Linked DNA regions of Mus musculus: regions 2, 3, 4 and 5 are each linked to region 1. A link is a loop called in an ENCODE intact Hi-C map of the cell type or tissue named here. Cell type or tissue: heart. All regions are shown on one strand.

The links. Peaks named below come from ENCODE experiments on the same cell type or tissue, not always from the same donor. Only the 100,000 strongest peaks of a DNase experiment are listed, where the experiment ranks them.
Region 2: a loop joins it to region 1, with 4 times the contacts of the local background. A loop is called at or near these places in 3 of 42 quality-filtered maps.
Region 3: it touches region 1 in a loop (2.6-fold over the local background); 4 of 42 quality-filtered maps call a loop at or near these places.
Region 4: a loop joins it to region 1, with 7 times the contacts of the local background. A loop is called at or near these places in 15 of 42 quality-filtered maps.
Region 5: it touches region 1 in a loop (3-fold over the local background); 3 of 42 quality-filtered maps call a loop at or near these places.

Annotation. Positions count from the first base shown.
Region 1 is chr5:65,761,588-65,766,587 of GRCm38, reverse strand. N4bp2 (NEDD4 binding protein 2) reads right to left here and starts at 3,067. Exons shown (of 20, transcript NM_001024917.1): 1 at 2,998-3,067. In heart, a CTCF peak has its summit at 2,568; DNase peaks (open chromatin) are centred at 1,477, 2,087 and 2,967; H3K4me3 peaks cover 4,086 bases; H3K27ac peaks cover 3,856 bases.
Region 2 is chr5:65,392,390-65,397,389 of GRCm38, reverse strand. It overlaps Lias (lipoic acid synthetase), which reads right to left. Exons shown (of 11, transcript NM_024471.5): 3 at 3,356-3,449; 4 at 1,945-2,025. Among named protein-coding and RNA genes, the nearest start is that of Lias, 3.4 kb to the right of the region's middle. In heart, a CTCF peak has its summit at 2,781 (motif pointing right); no DNase peak of the experiment used is centred here; H3K4me3 peaks cover 31 bases.
Region 3 is chr5:65,489,691-65,494,690 of GRCm38, reverse strand. It overlaps Smim14 (small integral membrane protein 14), which reads left to right and starts at 1,808. Exons shown (of 5, transcript NM_133697.4): 1 at 1,808-1,955. In heart, a CTCF peak has its summit at 2,180; DNase peaks (open chromatin) are centred at 1,790, 2,160, 2,570 and 4,680; H3K4me3 peaks cover 2,497 bases; H3K27ac peaks cover 2,527 bases.
Region 4 is chr5:65,936,225-65,941,224 of GRCm38, reverse strand. It overlaps a transcript of Chrna9 not described here. Among named protein-coding and RNA genes, the nearest start is that of 4930480C01Rik, 13 kb to the left of the region's middle. In heart, a CTCF peak has its summit at 2,996 (motif pointing right); a DNase peak (open chromatin) is centred at 3,014; H3K27ac peaks cover 626 bases.
Region 5 is chr5:65,398,949-65,403,948 of GRCm38, reverse strand. It overlaps Lias (lipoic acid synthetase), which reads right to left. Exons shown (of 11, transcript NM_024471.5): 7 at 3,974-4,102; 8 at 1,193-1,338. Among named protein-coding and RNA genes, the nearest start is that of Lias, 10 kb to the right of the region's middle. In heart, a CTCF peak has its summit at 2,112 (motif pointing left); a DNase peak (open chromatin) is centred at 2,088.

The DNA of each region.
Region 1 (5,000 bases):
GAATGCTAAGTCCTTAAGACAGGCTGGGCATCAGTAAGTGTGTGATTTGATTACCATAAAGATGAATAAAAATAATGTATTAATCTGCAAGGGGGAGTATAAGAAAACTTCAATCTCAACTCCTACATAAACTACTCTAAAGGGAACTTAAGAGATATATGTTGAGACTCACTGCTCAGCCTGACAGTTGGCTCTGCCTCAAACTTACATGATTCTACATAGGAAAAGCTAAAGGGAAGGCCGAGAAGATAGGCAGGCACTTACTTTCTAAAATTCTAGCTGATTAATAAACAGTTCTGCCGGGCATGATGGCGCACGCCTTTAATCCCAGCACTCGGGAGGCAGAGGCTGGGGGATTTCTGAGTTCGAGGCCAGCCTGGTCTACAGAGTGAGTTCTAGGAGAGCAGGGCTACATAGAGAAACCCTGTCTCGAAAAACCAAAAATAAATAAATAAATAAAAAGTAAACGGTTCTGCTGGGTATAGTTAATCATACCTTTAAAACACTTGAGAAGCAGGAGCAGGTGGATATTTGAGTTGAGGCCAACCAGGAATATATATGGAGAACATACCTCAAAAAAATAAAAAATAAAAATAAAAAAGTTTCCTCTGCATATCAAAAGACTCAGAGAAACAGGATTAAATCATGGCATTTTAAAAGAAAAATTTCTTTTTTAAAACACACCTACGTTGATAGGAGTTAGCCTCTAATTGTGTATAAGATAAATGCCTTTACCATGACTTAAGCCGGTTTTCCTATTACGTTCAGTACTGCCACTTGACAGCGACTAAAGCCAACAGGTGAACAGAAAGCTCTGAGAGTACAGTACACTGATCTGCAGGAAACAGGGGTCTGTTACTGCTTTCCAGGTTGAGTTTGTTGTTGCTGCTGCTGCTGCTGTTTTGGTTTGTTTTCCTCATTAACTAAATCGCTGTCTCTCTGCAGAAGAGCAGCAGCCATTTCTTTCTAATTCTTCCCAATACCTCCACCATGTAGCACACACACACCCCCATCTCCGCAGAACATTTAAATAATACGTTGGCATAGTAACTGAAAATTGACTGACCTTTAACCAAAACAAAACAAAACAAAAATCGGCTGAAAGAAAACTGAACCACACTTATCAACACACAAAAACGCATTGTTATGTTTCGTAAAAATTATTTTTGTGAAAACTGAACCACTGGAGTTCGAACGAGTTGCATCTGAGAGCTAATTTGAAGGCCAACCGTAGAAGTGATTTTTTTTTTTAAGGAAAGAAAAGGCGAATGGTGCTATCGAAGGGTACTGTATTAAAAAGAAATAAATTAACTGGGGGCGGAGAGGCAGCTGCAAATCAGTCATTGTTTTCTGAAAGGCCAGGTTATCTCCGGGATTTTTTTTCCCCCCCTCGGAGGCTCAACCAATCCCCACCTTTTCTGAGTTAACCAGTCTCCAGGCAAGCCGCGCTTCTTGATTGGCTCGGAGACACCGAGTAGAAAAAGCAGCCAATCCTTCGCAAGCCAGACCTGTGCTATGGAGACGTTACAACCACTGCATGGCAAGAGTGTGTACAAACCTGTCGGTACAGCAAGGCCACCTCCCACTCCTAAAGACATGTGCGGAAGGATTCCCTAAAGCCAGCGGGCCCTGCCTCCGATCTGGCTGGCATCGAGTTAAAAAAAAAATTCTTCCCGCTCTCTTTTTGGGGCAGGAATAAAGAAAGTGTTGTAACCAAAAGCGCGAGCGGGATAAACTGCCCCGCGGTCTGACTCCGTCTCTCGAAGCCCGGTTTTCGGAGAGCGAGAGGGAAAGTTACGGATGGGAAGGGGTGAGGGTCGCGGGCGCACCCGCCCGGAGGGAGGCCAGCCTGCCGGTGTGGAGTGAGCTTGCGAGCGAGCGTGCGTGCGTGTGGTTTGGAAGTGAGTAAATAAACAGCTCTACGGGCACTACCAGCCCGGGCAGGCGGCCCAAGTTCCCACAAGGCTCGGCCTGGGAAAACGGCGGGGCGCTCGCAGGGGCGCGAGGTCAAGTCGGGGCGGGAAGGCACCCGGAGAATCCGGGGGCGGGAGGGGTGTGTCGGGGCCTGGAGGCCCGCCAGGCGCTGGAGGAGCTGCCGGGGAAGCTGCCGCGGCGCCCGCCTTCGCTCGGCCTCGGGCCCCGCGCCAGGGCCCGCCTCCCGCGACGCCTCACTCCCCTTCCGCCCGCCCGCCCGCCCGGCCCGTGCCTGCCCGGGGTTGCCGCGTCTCTCGCTCGCCGCCCGCCTCGGGCCCTCCTCCTCTGGGACTCCGCGCTCCCGGGATCCCCTCCCGCTCTTTTCCTCCCCGAGTCCCGCCGCCCGCCTCGCCAACCTCCGCCTTTACCTGCTGCGGGAGCGGGGCGTCGAAGCCCCCGGGCCGTGTCGTCGAGTAAGCGCCGCGGGTCCGCAACCCTTTCCCGCCGCCGCCAGCCACTACGCTCTCCGGCGCGGCGCGGCGCGGCGCGGGGCTGGCGAGCAGCTGTGTCCGCGGGGCGGGGGTGGGGGAGACGCAGCGAGCGTGCGGAGCGAGGACACACTGCCGCTCTCCGTCCGACCGGGGAAGAGCAGCCGCGCAGGAGCCCGCCGCGAGAGGGCGGGTGGGCGGCCGCGTGGGGAGGGGTCTCGCGGCCGCCGCAATGGCTGCCACGTAGCCAGGTGGATCTCCGCCCCCGCCCCGGGGCCGCGACCTCTGCTGCTCCGCACACCCCCCACCCACCCACCCCGGGCTCTCCAGGATGCGTCGGCCCGCGCCCGCCACGGCGCCGGCCCGGAGACCCGAGCCCACCGGTGCTGGCGCCTCGCTGGCTCCGTTACGAGAAGTGAGTCCCGGGCCTGGCGGGAGGCGCAGCCCGGGACCCGCGGGGCCCCCCGAGGCTCTCCCGGAAGCTTGCGGCCCGCCGCTGTCCCCCGAGGGCTCCGGGGAAAGGCAGGCGCTGGGACCCCCCCTACTGCTGCCCGTGTAAGCGCCCCGGTGAGCCGCGGCCGGGTCTAACCCTCACCTCTCTCCCGAGCCCGAAAAGCAAAACAAGGTCGTTCTGGCCCTGGGCAGCGAGGGAGGAACTAGGAGCTGGGGCGGGCGGGACTGCAGCTGCGAGGTCGGCGGGGCGAGGCGATGGGCCCCGCGCTGTCCCCCACGGGGGCCCGCTCACTCGGGGCGGACGGGCGGCGGCGCCCCGCGGGAACAAAGGGCCCCGCGGCCCCAGCAACCGGGACGGAGGCTGCCGGGATCCAGCCCGCGCCGCCAACGTGCGGTCGGAACCCGCTGGCCTGAGCCCAAAAGAGCTGCGGCCTTTGCCAGTGTGGAGCTGGAGTTTTCAGGTGCCAAGAAAAAGCAACAGTGTTCCCTTTCCCTGTTAACGATCCTGGATGATTAGCCCGTCCCCTAAGCCCGCTCCATGTTTTTCCTTGTTGGACTCTGACTTCCTTGCTTAATTTGTTCTGTCCTGACATGAAACGATCAGAGTACAAAAGTGTGTGTCTCTCTCTAGCCTTCTGATTAATGATGCTACTGGTCGTTTCGGAGTTTTTAGTTTTGTTCTTTTTGTTTTTGTGTCTGTTTTCTCCTGGACTTTCCTCTCTCTTTGCAATTACTTTGTATTTTTCACTGCCCCCCCCCCCCGTAGTAAAATAACCTCTTGATATTCATCCACATCAGAGAGACAGATTATCTGTCAATTGTTATGGCAATTATTTAAACTGAATGTAGATTTGGAAAGAATACAAGTGAAAAAAATCCCTTTAGATCTGGCTTGAACATTCTCACACTCAATGAGCAAATGGTCTAGTGGGGTTTTTTCTAGAAACTGGTGTATTTAAGCAAAGAAACTAGTGTACTTAAGCAAATAAATGTTCTAATGAAATCTCCCACACAGAAAAGAATATGAATGGATGTGTTTTTTATTTTCTTTGTCTTTTTAGAGATCTCTTGAGTTTCAGTGTTTAAAAATATATACTATACAAACATCTTTATTAAGGCTTATTCTAAATATGGTAAACAAAAGAAATTTAATAGTCTACAATCCCGAGCGTAAGTAGCTACTGCTGAGAACCTAACATTAATCTGTTTCTAAGCAGCTATTAGGAGCCTAATAACTGTAATATATGCCACTTTTGAAATGAAAGAAACTTAGTAATTATAGACTTCAAACAAACCTAGCAAATTTATATTAATTTTGTTCATCTGAAATATGTTCAACGTGATAATAAAAACTTGTATTTAAGTTCTTGAATTTCTTTTGAACATCTGTTAAGGATTTATCACATCTTAAGTCCAAATAATAAAAGGGGGGAATTCTTAAACATTAGAAAATATATTTCAAGGGACAGCACCACCCAATCTGAATTACTTTTGCTTACTATGTCAAAAGAAAAGTATCAAACCCATAAAATTCTCACAGATGTAAAGAACAAAGCCATCTTTACCAGTGTGCACAATGCCAGGCTTGCTTTATGAATACTTCCAAGGACTCCTCTTTCCTTATTGGCTCACATTCTAAGCCAATAGGAAAAGTACAACACATCTTTCAAAGGAGGAGACAGCATTGGAATAAATGGATTGTTTATCACATTCATTCTCTCTCCAGCTTAGGTCCTGTAGTTTCAAAGGAGACATGTAAGAGTCTGAATTACTGAGTCTCCAGACAGGGGTGCTACTTCTCAGGGGTGCAACTCCACCTCTGCAGTCTTCCAGTTGACTAGAGTATAATTGGTTATAATTAATTGTGTGAAAGTAGTATTTAAAATACCAGATGAATATGTAGAATGGCAAAATGCTACCAGCTAATACTTTTAATAATGAGGTGACTACTCAAATTTTAGTTAAAAAACTGGCCCTTAAAGGAACTAGAGATTTGTAAATGTTTTCAGAACATTTGGAACATATTTATTGTATAAATTATAAAGCTGTTTGTTTATATTTGCATTTGGAGCCTAAGTATGATTTCATTGCCACAAAAAGTAATGTATGGCACCTTTATTTCCCTCTGCTTAATTCTAGATTTTA
Region 2 (5,000 bases), 370 kb after region 1:
ATAATGAGATCCAATGCCCTCTTCTGGTTTGTCTGAAGACAGAGATAGTGTACTCATATACATAAAAATAAATAAATAAATAAATCTTTTTAAAAAAAGGAAATCCAAAACATTCATGATTAAATGATATTAAATGATATCTGGTTAAGAAATACAGATGTGGCCGGGCTTGGTGGCGCATGCCTTTAATCCCAACACTTGGGAGGCAGAGGCAGGTGGATCTCTGAGTTCGAGGCCAGCCTGGTCTACAGAGTGAGTTCCAGGACAGCCAGGGCTACACAGAGAAACCCTGCCTCGAAAAACCAAAACCCAAACAATAAACAAACAAACAAAAAGAAATACAGATGTGGAAAAAGAAAGGATACACTCAAGTAAGTGTTAAGAGGACTGGAGGGGGTGGGACCAAGAGGGAACAGATAATTTTATAATTTAAGGGGTCAGCAAGATGGCTAGTGGGGAAAAGCACTTGCCAAGCAAATGACCTGAGTTTGATTCCCAGACCCCATGTAAAGGCAGGAAGAACAGACTCCACCAAGCTGTTCTCTGACCTCCACACATCTCCACATGTACACAAGCATCATCATCGCCATCATCATCATCAACAACAACAGAATTTCAACTTAAAGTCAAGTGTGTTGATGCATGCCTGTAATCCTAGCACCTGAGAAGTTGAGGCAAGAAGATCGTGAGTTCAAGGTCAGCCTGGGTACCACAGTGCGACTCAGTCTCAGAATTTAAATGGGAGATAGCTTAGTGTTTAAGAGTTCTTTCAGAAGACCCACGTTCAGCTCCCAGCACCCACGCCAGGTAAGCCTATACATGCACCTGCACTTACACAAAATTAAGAATAATTCAGCTGGGTGGTGGTGGCGCACACCTTTAATCCTAGCACTTGGTAGGCAGAAGCAGGCAGATCTCTGAATATAAGGCTAGCCTGGTCTACAGAGTGAGTTCCAGGCCACCCAGGGCTAGTAAAGAAATCCTGTTTCAAACAAAGTAGAAATAAAATGAAATAATGGGATCGCAAGGTAGAGTTTGTGGAGAGGCCAAAGTTCTAGCCTCTAACCAGAGGTATCAGTCGTCTGCTGTTATTGTTTCTTTACAAGTTACTCATAGTTTGTAAAGATTCCTCACAACTCTAATCAACAAGAAATGATTTTTAAAAGTTTTGTTTTGGTTTTTTTGGTGTTTTTTTTTTTTTGTTTTGTTTTTTGTTTTTTTGAGACAGGGTTCCTCCGTGTAGCCCTGACTATCCTGAAACTCACTCTGTAGACCAAGCTAGCCTCAAGCTCAAGAAATCCGCCTGCCTCTGCCTCCCGAGTACTGGGATTAAGGGTGTGTGCCACCACTACCCAGCTGAGAATATACTTGTTTTTAAATGACATTTTTATTTATTTTATGGGTACGGGTATGTATGTGTGTGAGCACGCCAGGACATCAGAGAATGGCATATGGGAGACAGTTTTCTCCTTCACCGGTGGGTCCTGTGGGTGACTCGGGTGACCGGGCTTGATGGCACGTGACTTTACCCATCGAGCCATCTGGCCGAGCCTGAAAATATATTCAACTGAAAGATGAACATGCAGATCTGCATGGAGTTACGAGGGAAGTACCACTTGTTAAACAGATGAGACAGAAAAAAAAATACACAAAGCAAATAAGTACGAAAAATATTTCCAAACGTTAATGCAAACATATACCCTAAGGCGCCAAAGAGTTCGACATCAGATACTAATATGTGGAAGAACCAATAACAGATTAATTCAGAGAGAGTGAAGTCACAACGAGTGTCAAGACGGCCAGGTTCTCTCTTTGTGAATTTATAAACATTTCATAAATGTGGTAAGAGTCTCACTGGATGTTCACAGTACACGTTCGTAGGAGGAGGGCATCGACATCTCTGTACCATGCCTGAACTAAGCGGTAGAGACCAGGTTGCCTTACCATGATCGTGGCTGTGGCTGTGGCATATTCCCCACCTCCCCAACACTCTCCAATGTTGGGGCACCGGGCTTCCTCACACACCTGTGAAAGGGGGAAACGATACATCAGGTTGAAAGGACCCATCTACCAATAATGAAGTACTAGGTATTTTAAATGTTCTTGTTTTTTCTTCTTAAGATTACTTTTATTAGGGCTGGATAGATGGCTCAGTGGTTAAGAGCACCGACTGCTCTTCTGAAGGTCCTGAGTTCAAATCCCAGCAACCACATGGTGGCTCAATGAGGTCTAATACCCTCTTCTGGAGTGTCTGAAGACAGCTACAGTGTACTCACATATAATAAATAAATAAATCCTTAAAAAAAAGATTACTTTTATTAGCTGGGTGGTGGTGGTGCATGATTTTAGTGCCAACACTTGGGAGGCAGAAGCAGGCAGATATGTAGGAGGCCAACCTGATCTACATAGTGAGTTCCAGGACAACCAGGGCTATGCAAAGAAACTCTGCCTTGAAAAACAAAAACAAAAACAAAAAAACAAAAAAAGACAGAGAGAGAAAGAAAAAGATTATTTTTATTCTAATTTTCTGTGTATAGGTTTCTTGACTGTGTGTATATCTATGAACCACATGCATGCCTTGTGTCAAAACAGGAGAGAATGCTAGATCCCCTGAAACTAGAGTTGGTTTCACTCTATAACTAGAGATGGCTATGAGCTACCGCATGCGCGCTGGGAATCAAACCTAGCGTCTCTGGAAGAGCAGCCCTGTGCTTTTTTTTTTTTTTTTAAAGATTTGTTTATTATTATATTTAAGTACACTGTAGCTGTCTCCCGATGCACCAGAAGAGGGCGTCATATCTCATTACGGATGGTTATGAGGCACCATGTGGTTGCTGGGATTTGAACTCAGGACTTGTCAGTGCTCTTAACCACTGAGCCATCTCTCCAGCCCCAGCCATGTGCTCTTAACCACTGCCATTATCCACTGCCTATGTCTCCAAAGAGTGCAAAAGAAATGTAACCACTGTTTTTCTTGTAGGAAAATTCGACTTGGTTTTACACACACTAGGACACCACTGGGATACACTCCCGGCCCCTACACGTCTATGTACGCTTTTATTACTGTTGATAACACTTCACTTTTCATCCTCATCTGCTTTCCTTGCTAAACTTTATATTCTCATCAATCATTTCTTTTTGGTCTCATCTGGCACCACCCATTTTAAAATCCAAGCACCCAGGAAGTTAGGGCAGGAGAATCACAAGATTGAGGACAAACAGACCTATACAGTTTGTCCCAGACCAGCCTATGCTACCTCATGAGACTATATTTAAAAAAAAAAAATCCTTTACAAATATAGAGAAACAGTATAGGCATTGGGTAAAACGAAGAGGAAATACACTGGCCACTTACTGTGTGGAGACTTAAATTCCGCAATGTATTTTTCAGTTTATTGTAGTTTTTACCCATGGGTATCTTTGTCTTTAGCCATGGAGGTAGTCTTAGCCTAGGGAAAGCCAGAGAGAGCGGTCCATTACCAACCAGTGGAAAGCACGCACCTTGCTCTAGCAGTTTCCCAGCATAGCCTTTTCTGTGTTTCTGAACTAACTCAACTCCATCATAGTGATTAGAACAAAGACGCAAATTCAGGTCTGCTTAAGATGCTTTAGGAAACCCTGATACCGGAGTCTAAGGGGTGTGATGCTTATACCGACCCTCAAACGTACATTGCTATCCTGTTCTAACTAAAGGACGGATTCGGGTTTGAGCATACTCTTCCCTATGAATGCTACAAATTACTATAGTAAACTCAGGGCAAGCAAGGAACCCAACTGCACACCATTTATCCTGCATTCTAAATTCTAGTCATTAATAAAGGCAGACCGTTTGCTGGTTTCAGTGGTTCACATCTGTGATGCTGTAGGAGGAACAGGAGTTCAAGGTCAAATCTAACTACACAGTGATTTCAAGGCTAGCCCAGACTATATAGATGAAACCCTGATTTAAAAGAAACCAAGAAATGAAAACAACAACAACAACAACAACAAAAAAGACAGGCCTACCCTTTGGAAAGCAAGCTATATCTTTGATTTTCCTTGACTATCCACTTCTGATCTAGAAGCTGTTTGATAAGCATTTTTGAAGACTACGCTGTACACCAGTCTTCTGTTATTATTTGTTTACTGTGTTGCTAGGAATCTGGCATCCAGAGCCTTCTGCCTGCCAGGCAACCTTACGTCATTAAAAAACAATTAAGATAAAGGAATCATAGGCTACATGCAAACAAGTTTGAGCCGGATGTGGAGGTGCACACCTTTAATCCCAGCACCTGGGAGGCAGAGGCAGGCGGATCTCAGTTCTGAGTTTGAGGCCAGTCTGGCCTACATAGAGAGTTCCAGGTTAGCCAAGAACAAATAGTGAGTCCCCATCTCAAACAAACAAACAAAAGAGTAAGTTAGATGATCAATACCCATTAACAATTAAAACTATATGAAGGCATAAATCAATAAAGTAAGCCAGGTGGTGGTTGTGCACACTTTTAATTGCAGCACTCAGGAGGAAGAGGAAAATGGATCTCTGAGTTTGAGGCCAGCTTGGTCTACAGAGAGAAGTCTAGGGCAGTTAGGGCTACATAGGGAAACCATCTCCAAAAACCCAAATAAATAAAATAACTATCAAGAGAAAAACCTATACTTTCTCAATTAGATGCTAGATATAAAATGGGATATGGCAGCATAAAATGGTCATTTTGGAAAGGATGAAGAAATGGCCAAAGGGTACAGAAAAACCTACAAGGCTTGATTAAAAAAGAAAAAAAAAAAAAAAAAAAAAAAAAAAAAAGCACAATGCCAGGCAGTGCATCTTTAATCCCAGCACTTGGGAGGCAGAGGCAGGTGGATTTCTGAGTTCGAGGCCAGCCTGGTCTACAGAGTGAGTTCCAGGACAGCCAGGGCTACACAGAGAAACCCTGTCTCAAAAAATCAAAACCAAAACAAACAAACAAACAAACAAAACCAAACAATGCACAAAGTCAAAGTGGAATCTAATGTTCAATTAC
Region 3 (5,000 bases), 270 kb after region 1:
CGTCAAAGAAAATAGGTGACTTTAAGGAATAAAGTAAAAATAACGCATACAAGTGGATTACAAGCTGGGAAGTCAGGTTCGTGGTGTATTTGTTTGGCAAGTGGTCGAGACAGGGTTTCTCTGTGTAGCCCTGGCTGTCCTGGAACTCACTTTGTAGACCAGGTTGGCCTCCAACTCAGAAATCTGCCTTGTCTCTGCCTCCCAAGTGCTGGGATTAAAGGCGTGCACCACCACCGCTTTTTGTTTTGTTTTGTTTTTTCAAGACAGGGCTTCTCTGTGTAGCCCTGGCTCTCCTGGAACTCTATGGACCAGGGAGCCTTAAACTCAAGAGTTCCACAGACCTTCCCTTCCTCGTGCTGGGATTAAGGGGATGTGCCATCACTTCCCGGAGCAGTTTTGTTTTTCTCAGCTCAGCCACTGAGAATCATGAAGGTTTCTTTCCTCTGTTTTAAATATGGGATGTTTCTTCATTGAAATTTTGTAGTTACAGTGTGTACCAGGGAAGACAGAGCTCCCCTGCTTGTTTTCGCTGGTCGGGTTTTGTTTTCTTTTCTAACTTGTAACCTTACCAAAGAAAGCAGGCCATACCTCAGTAGAACACGGATTGTGAACCATGTAGCCAAAGACAGACTGTGCAGCACTGTTTTAAAGGGTTTTGTTTTTCTTTTTTTGTTGTCAGATTGTTAAACTATTAGGGAAGAAAATGAAATTCCAAGTGGATGTTTTCTGCCGTTCACTATTTTTTGTCCAGACTTTAGATTCTCAGGATAATTTTTTTCTTGTACTTTCTTATAAAAATATGCTTAGTTTCGTCCAGAGTTCCTCGAGGTCATTGGATACATCTGTAGAATTACGGCTGCCACAGCTGCTTCCAGAGGTGCTCTTTTTGCTTATCAGGCTCCACACTTCAATTTGCTGGTATTTCCCGTCCTTTCTTACATGGGAATTAAGCTGTCTTTGGATTGTTGAAATACTGCTTCCTAACTTCCAAGCCCAAGAATGGTGTGCTGCTACCTCCTTTGGCCACATTCCCTCCTCCACTAGGAGGGCAAACCCATGGCTAGGCTCCCCTCACTTTTAAAAACAAAAAACAAAAAAACCCAGACATATTCTATGCTGCACTGGCTGGGCTCAAATTCACATACTCCCACCCACTCCCCCAGGGTTTCTCAATGCAGCCCTGGCTGTCCTGCAACTCGCTCTGCAAACCAGCCTGTCTCTGCTTCTGCTGTTGAGCCATCACATCCGGCTTCTAACATCTCTCTTTTAAGGTTAAGGTTGAACTTAATTTAGGTCTGTTTTCCAATCCAAAATCCGAACGTCATCAGGATCACTCATCCCTCCCCACCTCCCAGCTGACATGCTTCTGTAATCTTCGAGTTCCGATTTTCACGCGTGCCTGATGATGAACTCCCACCGCCACCTCTGCAGGTAGACCGGGTCTCAGCAGTCATCAATTTGTGCGCGCGCCCCTCCGCCTAAGTATGACTAAACACCGCCGTGGACAGAAGCCATTCCCTCGACAAACAGACAGACACGTCAGATGATCATGACCACGGAAGACAGCACGGAGGCGACGTGGGACAACTTAACAGCCGGGTTGCCCTTCCTTCTCGGTGGAGCAACCCCACCCCGCCACACCGGAACTGCCTCCCCCACGCCGGGCGCGCCCACGCACGTCAGCGCCGGAGCTGCGGGAGCCGCCCCCCTCCGACGCAGGTGGCCCGCGCGACACGCGCATGCTCCCTAGGTAGGGTCACGAGCGGCTCCGGGTGCTACAATCTGTTGCGCCGCCCTCGGGGAGCCCGCAGATCCGGGTCTCGTGGCTAAGAGTGACGTGGTCTATCGAATCCAAACAGAGGGGAGGAGGCCGGCGGCCAGCAGCATCGGCAGCGACAGCGGCGTCCGGAACGCTCCCGGCCGCCACCCTCCCCGCCCGCCGCTGTTTTGGGCGGGTGAGTGTCCCGTCCCCCCCTCTCTCCCCGGCCCACCGCCCTCCTCGGCGACCCTCTTGGCGTCGCCACTTCTGTGGCCGCGCGCACCCGGGGACCGCTGCGGCGGAGCGGGCGCCTTTGGCTGGGCGCTGCACCCGGGGAGCCCGCAGCCGCTGGCCCGGCAGCCTGCAGCTGGGCTGCACAGGCACCCGCAGTCCGGGTGCTTTCACTTTTAGGGCCCCATAGGCGGCGCGGGCGTGCAGGGGGTTAGGGACAGTCACCCCGAAGGCCGGGCGGTGGCGTTTGCCTGGTGGGTTCGATGAAGTCACCCGGACGGGGCCCTTTTGTTGTGGTGTGTTGGTAGCTGCCATCCTAAAAGCCAGAGCTCTTCTTTAGCCTCCATTGTGTTGCGGATTTAAAGGATTCCCCTTTTCTGTTGGTTCAGTTCTGTTGGTTCAGTACGTGGAGCCGGGGCTGACAATGGAGCAGGTAGCAGCACCGTTATCGGAAGGAATGCAGGGCAACAGCCTGGCAATGGTTTGAGATCCGTGTCGCTGCTTAAAGCCGAAGTTTTCCGAAGTGGCTGCTTAAACGTTAGGATTTTAGCCAAGATGATACTTGCTAACTGTAGCGAGGCGGCAGGATGCTTTTAGTTGCCCCAGTTGGAAAAGCCGAGGATGCGGCCTTAGTAATGGAGTGCCCTGGGTTTACAGCTGGAGCGCCTGATGAGCTTCAGGAAGCATTTATACCTGCATGTGTGGAAGACACCCTCCCGATTTTGTGTTGTGGTGTCACTTGGCAGCTATCCGTACCAGAATTGGGAAAAACCTACAGTTTACCAAGGGTTCTAGTCTGGAAACGCTCGCTGCCCTGTGTCTGCTGTGGAGGTTAGGGGAAGCAGCTGCGTGCTCCTGCTTCAGGTGACTCCCTGCTCGCGCAGATTCCTTCAGTGTAGCCGCCCACCCTTTTGCCCTCCGCACTCAGACCAGAAAACCAAGCCTGGATGTTCCATCGTGTTTTCGAAAAGGGACATTTCCCCCTCTCCAAGATACTTATAGTGTTTCTGTGGAAAGCAGCAGGAAGGAACGAGGAAACAGATTGATTGCTGTCCATCAAATCTGGGAAGAAGTCTTAGGAATTTAGACCCCTATCTTTGAAGGGTGTGCCCTTGGGCAGTAACGGACCTCGTATCAAATCTTTTCCTCCTGTGTAGATCATGGATTTTCCCTCTTTTTTTTCTCCCATACTTGGAATCTTGATGATATAGACAAAGGAGAATTTTCTTTTTGCACTTCCCCCTTTTCAGATTTTTTTAAAAAACCCTCACCCTTTTTACTATTCTAAAACAATATTTTTTGTTTTGTGAGATGTTTTTGTAGTGATTGGAGGAGATGTTTATAGAAGTACATGAGGAGGAAAGAATGATAATCGCGTCTCTCCTCTTGCCGGAATGTTAGTTCATATCCTTCAAGATGCTTTTGCAATTGCTTTACAAAAATATGGTATCATACTACATTTGTTATTTACTTATTTATTTTATTTAATGTTAATGGGTATTTTGCCTATATGTATGTTTGTGCACCTTGTGCATTCCTGGGTGCTCAAGGAGGTGGTGGATCCTTGGGATTGAAGTTACAGAGGATTATGAGTGGCTGTGTTGCTGGGAACCAAACCCAGGTCCTCTGGAAGAGTAGTTAGTGCTGTAATCTCAGAGCCACCCCTCGCTGTGGCTTTACATACCGGTACTTTTTTGAGTTATGTATGTATGTATGTATGTATGTACGTATGTATTTGCAGCTATGGCCTATGGACCTTTTAGGGTGAAATTCCACCATGTTGGAAAAGCAGTAGTTATTAAAGCCATGGTGTGGAAAGTTTTCCCCCTATGTCTCTTGGTGATACTGTGAGATTTAGTAAAACAGACACCGAATGGCGTGTAGGCTTACTTGGCTTGTTAAACAATCCAGGCAGCAAGTGCAATGTGGAATGTTACTGAAGTTTTTTGTATCTAATGACTTCACAGGGAAGTTTAGGTTTAACCCTTAGTTATACTGTATTCCACATGCAGGCACCTGTTACCATCCCAGTCCATAAGAGTCTGGAGGAATCTATTTTGCTGCATAGCATACTTAATTACTGTATTAGCTTTGGGGTTTAGGTATGTGCCATCTATTACACATTTTTTGTTGTTTGGTTTTTAACCACTGACTCCAAAGGAGCCTATCCAGAAATGAAATGCCCTCTAAACCCCAACTTCAAAGGCTAAGTATGGTGAAGTAGCCTAAGTCTGCTAATGCCACTTTGGGCTGATGTCTCATAAGCTTCCCTAAGACCTGTAAGTCTCTTTTGTCGTTCATCATCTCCTAAGTAATTCCAGATGGCAAGTACTCTCTGTCACATGGTTTTTTTCTTTAATTTTTACAAATCTTTACAATTTATTTTTTTGTGTATGTCTATATCTAATGTGTATGTGAGTGTGTGTGCGCACATGCCAGAAAAGGGTACTGGATTCCCTAGTGCTAGATCTAAAGTAGTTACGAGTTTATGATCCACCAGGCAAGGGTACTAGGAACCAAACTGGGGTCCTCTCAACAAGAAGCAAGTGCTCTTAATGACTGAGCCATCTCTCCAGCCTTTAATTAAAAGAGATTACAGCACTCAGTGTGCACTCCTTTTCCATCCCTGGTGCTACCGCCCTTGCTAGACTACCACAGTCTCTTATGTGGTCAACTGAAGTAATTTCCTGGCCTGTCTCCAACTTTGGCTACTTACTTACGGTGCATTCCTCATATCACAGCCTAAGAGTTTCCTCAAATTTTAGTTTAAGTGCTCGCACACTCACTTGGGTGTGCTCTCTCTCTCTCTCTCTCTCTCTCTCTCTCTCTCTCTCACACACACACACACTCACACACACACACACACACACACACACACACACACACACACACACACTTACTTGATTGAAAGGCTCCCATTCAGGATAAAACCCTGGCCTGGCCTGGTGACAGAAACCTTTAATTCCCAGCACTCCTGTGAGGCAGAGGCAAGCAGGTGTCGTTAAGTTGG
Region 4 (5,000 bases), 170 kb before region 1:
AGCAATAGTAACCCAAACTGAGACATAATTGCATAAAATGATAAGAAAGAAGAAAAAGCATATCTGAAAAGTGCCTGGCACCTAGTGAACCCCCAGTAAATGCAACAAAGTGACCATCTAGAATTGAATGTAGTGGTGTGTCAGAGGGCTGGGCCCTGGTCAAAGCAGGCTGACATAGAGAATCCAAATTACTTATCAAGCAGGAGGAGGTCAAACACTGGGCAGCCCCCAGGAAGGAAACTGCTGTCACTTGCTTGAAGTCAGATAGGATTTTATCAGCCTTCCTGATAAATTTTGCCTTGTTCCAGAACATTCTAGGTTCCTTTCCCCTTTAATCAGGCCTAGTCTTCTTGACCCTGAGGTATATCCCACTGGAAGAGAGGTGTCATCCAGCTGTGTCTGTCTGCATCGAATGACTGCCATCCTTGTCACTCAGCTATCCTCTGTGTCACAGAGAGGAAAAAAGGCAGCATCTCATAGCCATAGCGACCATCCACCAATAGGTCCATGCACCAACTTTAGGAAGCACGCACAATGGCTATTATTTGCAGCCTAGCCATTTCTTAGAAGTCCAGTGGCTGGCAGGGTTGTGTTCAAGGAAGTTGGGCAACTTTGGCAGGTAAAGCTTTTCTCGCCTTGGTGAGATAGCTGTTTTGGCTACTCTGAGGAACGGAGTGGCTGAAAGGAGTTCTAAAAGGCTCCCTCCCCATGTGGTTAATCCAGGATCCTTGAGATTCCCCACTTCCTCAAGGTTGAGGAGCACATGGCGGGTACCCTCTTCATCATCTGGTTGCAGATGCTTGCTGGCTCCGTGGTCGGAGATCAAAGATCACAGCCACGACCAAGGGACATAAACAGAGATTTTTGCAATCACGAGGGTTTTATCAGTTGCACACTGTCTGTTTCAAAAGGTCTATGATAAAATAAAGAGGATGCCCTGGTCAAGGACCCCATGTCTAACCAGCTCCTGCAGGAAGGCAAGGAGAGCCTCCGGAGACATCAAGTAAAAGGATAACCAAGAACATAAATCCCTCATCTGGTCTTAAGCATCCATAGCCTTAACATTCACAAGAGAAGGAAAGCAGACAGAGCAGTCCCTCCTACCTGTAGGTGACACTCCCCCCTCCCCCCCAGTGGAACGCTGAAACACAGAGAGTTCTTCCAGAGAACCTGGTTCCCAGTCCCCACATTGGGTGGTTCACTACTGCCTGTAACCCCAGCACCAGGAAACATGATACCCTCTTCTGAAGTCTGCAGTCCACACATTCACATGCACAATACCCATGCATACACACACACACACACACACACACACACACACACACATGTATATATATATATATATATATATATATATATATATATATATATATATATATATAATGAGTAATTTATAATCAAGTACAAAAGAAAGTAACAGGCTGGGCAGTGGTGGCGCATGCCTTTAATCCCAACACTTGGGAGGCAGAGGCAGGTGAATTTCTGAGTTCGAGGCCAGCCTGGTCTACAAAGTGAGTTCCAGAACAGCCAGGGCTACACAGAGAAACCTTGTCTCAAAAAACAAAAAACAAACAAACAAAAAAAAAAAAGGAAAGAAAAAAGAAATTAACAATAATAATGGTAGTAAAATAGAACAGTTGTGACAATCCACTGCAATTAAAGTTATAAAATACAGTTTCTTTCTAGGAACAAACAGTTCTTGTCATTCTGTGACAAGGTTTCACTTTACAGCCCCCCTACCTCAGCCACCTAAGTACTGAGATTAGAGGAGTGAGCCACCAAGCCCTGATTACTGAATTGCAGTTTGTATTCACTCTTCTTCCAGCAATGTGAGAGGATACAGAGCCTAAAGATGAAATTAGCATAGCTTTAGGCTAGTGTGGGAGAGATACTTAAATGCATGTACCACGGGATGTGGGCGGTTGATCTGACAAAGAGATGGCTACTATGTATCCAGTGGGCAGGGACCATACAGAATTGATACACTGGACAAAGGAGCAATTCCCCTCCTGGGTGGCAGGCCAGCAGGAGATTTTATTATGCTACTAAGAACAGTGTCAATTTGAAATTTGTGAATTGTTTATCTCTAATTTTTTCATTCAATATGTTTTTCATCTTTTATTCATTATTGAAAAATTTACTTACATATACAACGGATATTGCCCATATCTACCCCCACATAGAAAGGTAGAACGACCCCAGTGATGTACCTGGAGTTACCACCCCTACCTTTGGCTGCCTATATTTGTATGAGCAAAAACTACATTTTTTAAACTTTTTATAAAACCAGTAATTTCAGCTTTTCATTTTCAAGTAAAATAAAATCAATCTCATACCAAAAAAAAAGTAAAACTTTTTTTGAAATTTTCTTCCAGAATTACCACGAAAGAAATAAAAAGATTTCATCCCTAAAAGCTTGATTCCTTCTTAAAGAGGAGGGCCATTGGGCACAGTGGCGCACGCCTTTAATCCCAGCACTCAGGAGGCAAAGGCGGGTGGATCTCTGTGAGTTTGAGGCTAGCCTGCATTTCACTTCCTCTGACTTTTGTTTATTGACATGGTCTCATGGTCTCACTTTAGACAAAGCTTGGCCTAGAACGCATTATGTAGCCAAGTAGCCTTGAGTTTAGCGCAATCCCTCTGCCTCAGTCTCCGAAATGCTGGGGTTATAGGCATGCACTGCTAAGCCAGACTTTACTTGCTTTGTTAAATCATTAAAACAAATGTTTACTCTTTAGAACAAACGCTCTCCAGGAAAGCTCTCTCGCTGGTTCTTTACTCCTGAGCATCTCAGCATTCTCTGCCAGTTTATAAGAACTTAGGGAGAACTGGGGGACCTTTAGGTATGCTGCAGAGAAAGTGACACTTTGAAGGCTGTAGGCCAAGCCTCAGTGGGACCACTGTGGATGGGAAAAGAAGAGGCAAGAGAGGGCCAGGAAGGGTGGTGGCACACAGGTTCTCTCTAACCTCCTCTCAAGATGCAGGAATCACCCATGACCAGCAGAGGGCAGCAGGAGATGACCGTCCAGGGTTCCTCATAGGCACATGACTTCAGGTCTCAGTATAGACTCAGGTCTCCTGGGTTTCTGTGTCCAACGTCATATTGCCCAAGACTTTGTCAAAATGGAGTCACTTCCTGAAAAAAGGAGGCTGGTTCTACTGTTTTTACGTGCTGGTCTTAGACATTCCTTCTCTCGAATCTACTTTTTGTCATAGCTACAACATGTCCAATGTTTTCTTAAAGTTCTCTTGTGCTAATCACTAAGATCTTTGAAATTTTGACTGATATTTTATTATCATTTATATATATATATATATATAGCGGATATGTACTGATAATTGATAATGTTATCGATAATTTAAAATTGATAATGATTTGTATGTGTCATTTACATGTCACTGATATGTAAATATCACTGATATGTGACCATTTATACATGCATAGAACCTCTCAGTAGAAAATCAAATTGCTTCAGCTAGTGAATTACTCTCTTAAATCCTCTTTGGCCCAGTGCAGAAGACAACATCACCATCTCCGTTTTCTAGACAGGAAAATGACATTCAAACAAGTTAGATAGATTTCAGGAGACTTTTCACAAAAGCTGGCATTGCAACTGGTTGACCTGCAGAATTACTTCGACCCAAGACAGGAGGCAGAGGGGAGCCCCCAGCCTTTCAGGTCAGAGGGAAGTGGCTCTGACTCCCACCCCTGCTAGAACAATTCCTCCCCTTCAGCTGAGCTCTCTCTGCTTCTTCCTTTTCTTCCTCTTCTGTCGCTGAAGAAGAATGTCTGTCTCCCTAAACCTGAATGCTCCCGAATGCATTCCTCATGAGTCAAGGCTGCAAATTCCAGGACAGAAATAAAAGCCGGGGGCGGGGGGGACCATCATTGAAATGCCCAGAGGGTCACAATGCACCTGTCGGAAACAACCCAGAGGGAAGCTGGCAATCTGAACTGGAGTGCGTGCTATGTGTCCAAGTGACTTCTCATCTCTAAGAATAATGGTGACAGGTGCCGGGGTAAGAGAAACCCTAAACTCTGCCACTTGCTGGCTGTGTGACCTTGGGTGAGCTGTCTCCACTCTTAACTTCCCCATCTGTGGGAGAACAGCCGTCTTGTCGCAGCAACCCATGTATCATAACAATTAATACAGGATCTATAAGCTAGTGTAAAATGTCCTTTAAAAATTATATGGGGTGGAATGGAGGCATGTGCACATGTCACAGAGGCAGGGCCATCGGATCACCTGGAACTTGAGTCACATTACAGGTGGTTCTGAGTCACCTGGTGTAGGCACTAGAAACAGAACTCATGCCCCATGCAAGAGCAGTCTGTGTCAGCCTTCATAGCCAGCCCCCCAGTGTTTTCTAAACTACTGTGAAAGCAAAAGGAACATTCATTTTAAGAATCCAGTCAACTTCGGGTAAATCACAATAGCTGGTAAATAGTGCCTTTTCTACTTGCAGATTTCACCTGAAGGTTGTTTTCTTTTTGCTTTTGTTTTTGTTTGTTTTGTTTGGTTTTGTTGATAAGGTGAAAGACTCATTCCAAAGACAAGAAGAAATGCTGAACTGCAGTATCCCTGACCCAAACTCCTATTTCAGACCCCGATTCCCCATTCGCTAACATGCGTAAGAGTTGGGGGACTACAGGAAGAAGAAGCCAGAGGGATGGATACGCTTGGTTCACATATATTCCCCTTCCTCCCAAGCATTGCTGGGTCCCAGCACTAGAGAGGAGAGGCATCAGCCACAACATTGAGGGGCTACACTCCCGCTTTCATCCACTCCATTCGGGCACTCAGGGAGACTTGCATCTTGTCATTCACTTTCTGGCCTCCATGTGATAGTACCCCATCATTTTTCTAAGCCCCCATCTACCATACAGCCATGTTATCATGAGCAACGTGGCTACCACTCTACTACCTACATTGGACGCCACAATTTGGAGTAAGAAATGGGACGTGATCAGGGAAACAAAACATCTTGAGCCACAGGTC
Region 5 (5,000 bases), 360 kb after region 1:
ATAAGGCTGGACCTGGTGGCGCAAGAGGTTCAGAGGGGGGAAAAAAAAAACAGATAAGTGCATTTAATGGTATCAAATAAAAGCTAAAATAGGAGGAGAGGATTTGGAGCAGGAAGTCTGTTAGGCATAAAAGGCGAAGGGAGAGGACTCTTGAGAAGCCACGGCCAAGCCTGACAATCCTTTACTGTCTCTCTTAATCCCCATACTTAAGCCTTCATTCAAATATTTTTTTCTTTTTCTTTTTCTTTTCTTTTTTATTGATGGCTGGAGAGACAGCCATGGTTGCTAGGAACTGAACTCTTATTTTCTTGGCTGTGAGCCTAGCCTTTTTTCCAGGGGGTGGGGGATTCTTTTTGTTTATTTGTTTTGGTTTTTCGAGACAGGGTTACTCTGTGTAGCCCTGGCTGTCCTGGAACTCACTTTGTAGACCAGGCTGGCCTCGAACTCAGAAATCCGCCTGCCTCTGCCTCTCGAGTGCTGGGATTAAAGGTGTGCGCCACCACGCCCGGCGTGAGCCTAGCCTTAACAGCTGAGCCATCTCATGAGCCCTAAAGTGTTTTCTTAACAACTCCAACTCTACCTGAATGGAAAGAAAAGGCAAAGGAACTACGGTTCTGGGGCAAAAGCATTTATCTGAGCCAAACATGCTGTACTAGGACTTTCCTCGGTGAGCAGGATGTGTTCTCAGAGTGTGGCTTAGCCTCTGGCATACCAGAGTCCTTCTCTGTTGGTTGTACTTGGTAGGCAAGTGCCTACCTCTAAGCTATAGCCATGGCTTCAGCATCTTCCTTACCCACCAATGCCTGGTACCTAACTGCCTCTCAAACCATCTGGAGGCAGAAAGAGAAGAGCGGATGAAATCCTGTTTTCACTGAACAGGTGAAGATGAAGAGGGCTAAATGCACACATTCCATGACCTAGGAAGGCTCCCTTCCCGCACATATTGCCGTTTGTGCCCATGTCCTTTCTGGTTCTGAACATGGAGGCAAGGGTGCTCCCACCGCCTGCACCTGCAGCAGGTGGACATGCAGGCAGCGGTGCTCCTACTGGCCTGCACCTGCAGCAGGTGCTCTGTTCTCAGGGCCATCGGCACTGATGACCATGGAGGAGGCATAAGCTAACAGTCTCTTTAGAATGGAGCTCCTGCTACCACTCAGGGAAATGGGGAGGGTTTTGTTTTCAGCTTCTTTACCTTTCAGTGTGGCATAGACTTGCTCGTCTGTCTCACCAAGGCCCAGCATTATCGATGTTTTGGAAACAACATCAGGCTGGACCTCCTTGGCATGTCTCAGTACACGAAGAGACTGGTCAAAATTGGCCCGGGGATCACGAACTTTCCTGGAAAACAGGGTGGCTCTCAGTGACAAAACAAGTTCAACCAACTGCACTGTTGTGCAAGCAGCTGGAAGCTCAGAAAGCACATTCTAGAAGAAGCTGCTTAGCCTTTCACAGGGTGCCTCAGACCATCAGAAACGCCAGTGTTTACATGACTATTCATAACAGTAGCAAAACCACACTGTGTGACAGCCACAAAGACTATAGTATAGCCAGTGGTCCCCACAACACGAGGGACTGTATTAAAGGGTCTCAGCATTAGGGAGGTTGAGAGCCACTGCTCTAGAGTATACGGTTCACTGAGCATATGTGTTAGTGGTACATCTGTGCACAAAGTTTATTAACATGGAAAAGAAAACCGCTCTTCCCCGGGCTTCCTGGGTCTGTCAACTCTTTAGGCCTCCCAAGTCTTGAGACAGCGAAAACCAGACTAGAAATCACTTGGTTGCCGGGCGTGGTGGCGCACGCCTTTAATCCCAGCACTTGGGAGGCAGAGACAGGAGAATGTCTGAGTTCCAGGCCAGCCTGGTCTACAAAGTGAGTTCCAGGACAGCCAGGGCTATACAGAGAAACCCTGTCTCGAAAAGAAAAAAAAAAATCACTTGGTTTATACATTGAGAAATTAGAATTCTGAAACTCAAAATTATAATGACCTCTAGCAAGAAAAGAAACCTGGCAGAAGACAAGACAAACCTCCAAGGAGGGAACATCCACTTTGAAACTTTTATGAGCATGTCTTTCCTGCAGGTTGGCCTGCCCTCTACTGGCAAGTAATAGCACTGCAGGCTCAGAGGAAAAGCATTCTGGGATTTTCACTGGCTGGATAAGGTTTCTAAGTGAAACCAGGGAGACTGGCACCCACTGCTGGCGATATGGCCACAGGGTTGGAACAGGCTGGGTGCTACCCTTCAACAGTGGCCAAAGCACTATGGCTTAAATGAGAAGAAAGGCAACGGGCTGGCAGAAACTCAGGTAAGATCAGCACTTGGCTGAATTCTAATGCAGCCTTGTGTGCTGGATTTTTGTTTGTTTGTTTTAATTTAAATAAAAGGCAGAGGTTTGAAGAGATGGGTCAGTAGTTCAGAAAACTGGCTGCTATTCCAGAGGATTCAGGTTCAAGTTCCAGTACCACAAGGGGCTAACAACTAGTCCCAGGGGACTGACATCATCCTCTGGCCTCTGGCTTCCAGAGGCTCTGCATGTGCACAATACACAGGCAACACACCCATATACAAGGAAAAAGCCAACAACCAATAAGCTGTCTTTGACTTGTACATAGATGTCTGTGTCCTTGCACACATGCACACATTCACACATACAAATGCAAGTTAAAACACAGCAATTTAAAAATGTTATAAAACTGACAGTATAGAAAACTGATACTTTCTGAGACAGTAATGCTATCCATGTTGTTGGCCTTGAACTTGCAACCCTCTCCCCTCAACCTCATGACTTGTACATGGGTGTACATGTGTGCTGGGCTAGGATGGCAGCGGGGTGCACTTAGCAAGATACCGTGTGTGTGTGTGTGTGTGTGTGTGTGTGTGTGTGTGTGTGTGTGTGTATGCGCGCGTGCATGTGTGCAAACACTCACAATGGTACCTGTGGACACCAAGGACAGCTTTGCTGAAATTAGTTCTCTTCCACCACGTGGGCTCCAGGGATTGAACTCATGTCATCTGGCTCACCAACACACAGCTCACCCACTGAGTCCTTTAGTCAGCCCAGAATCATTTCTGACAAAATATTTCTCCTCTGGATTAACGCTGTGCTCTGGAATGCTTACAATCCAGGAGTAATGTGCTTGGTACCATTCACTGTAACTTCTTGTAGATTTGAGACACAGAACAGTGAAGAGTAGCTAATTAAATCACAGCCAAATCCACAATAAAGTTAAAGGAAAATATTAATCTGTCTGCAGCTAAAATACTCTTAATTTTTCTGAAATCTGAATATACTCTTTATGTAGAATAACAGTTCTTCATAATTCCTAACAACTAAGATTAATAGGAAGACTAGAGCATACTAGTGTTTTGTGTGCATGTATGTGGGGGGGGTGATTGTTTTGGGGTTTGTTTTGAGACAGGCATGTATGTAGCTGTCTGGCCTTGAATTGTAGGATAGGCTGGCCTTAAACTCAAGAAACCCACCTGCTTCTGCCTCCTGTGTGCTGGGATTAAAGGCGTACAGTATCACTCTGGGCTTTTTTTTAAAGAAAAGGTATATATAGCCCAGGCTGGTTCCCAAACTTTTGATCTCCTGCCTCAGTCTTCTAAGCTCTGGGATAATAGGGCAGTGTCACCGACAGCTACCCTGTCTACTTTTTAGAAGATTTAACACAGTGATTTTTCTGTTATATCATTTTCCATTTCATAAGTATTCTGTGGGGGAAAAACACAATTCAATGCACGTGCAGTGATGCTGCCTTCAGAGATGCCCGGAACTCTGCACAAGCACGTGTGCTCTTAGTTCCTGAGCAATCTCTCTAGCCCTTGGCCACTCACTCTTGGCAGCATTCCTGATTTTCTACTAATTTGTGAAGCAAGAACTGAATGAAAGGAGCAGAAGAAGCGGGGACAGGAAGGAGCAGCTGTGAGGTGGGAGGTCACAGCACTGGGACCCACTGACGGGCAGTCACCTCTGTAACTCGGGGACAGTCTCCACATTGTGTGCATACACATCTAATCCAGACAGAGCCACCTTCTCCACTGCTCTCAGATCACCTCGGAAGTCTGGGGTGAGGCATTCCACGAGGATTTTTGGATTCCTAGGAGGAAAGGTAAGCATTAAACTGAGGACAAGAGCTGGCAGGTCTGTCACCCACACAGACCGTCACCATTGGCTGCAGTACTTCCGCAACCCTTGGACCTTGTAAGGAAGGCTCGGACACAGAAAGGCCCTAGGTGAGCCACTCCATGAAAACCCTCAGAAGAGTGCAGTGTATGCACACCATGACCAGGATGTCTACCTGCAGACACAACAGTAGAAACTGACCTTTAATCCCAATTGGAGCAGATGATTAAAAAACAAAATCACTTAAAGGAACCAAAATATAAAACATAATTACTATCCTTATTATTTTCCTGTTTGGAAAGCAGATTGGGATGTCTCTTCTGTGGTCACAATGCCACCTTCTTCAACTTTGCTCTCCTCAGTAATTCATCAGACACCGTCCCCCTCACCGCCCCTAGGCAAACCTCACCACGCTCTCAGCTTTAAAAGCTGTTTCTGAGTTTGCTGAATCATGAGTTTTATTTTTTGTTTTTTCAATGAATTACCAACCAAACATTAATCTTCTGGTTTCCATGGTGGCTGTGTTTATCCAGTGAAGCTCTGTACTATGAACTAGGTCACGGAGCTGTTTGCAAACCCAAAGGCAGCGTGCAGCTGCTCCCTGAGAATATAGGAAAGACTACACGTCTCCTTGGGAACGGAAGATGCTCAAAGATCACAGTGTGTGACTCTGAAACTGACTTTTTCAAAATCCCACATGACATGCATTAGTGGCTTGTGAAAGAAATTTTATGAACTGAAAAATACAAAATATATTTTTGAACCGTAACAAAACAAACAAACAAACAAAACCCCTGGGGTATAAGTGGAAAACTATGTGTTATCTCACTAGACCCTACACTAGCACCAGGTTCCAGAAACGATTTAGCTCC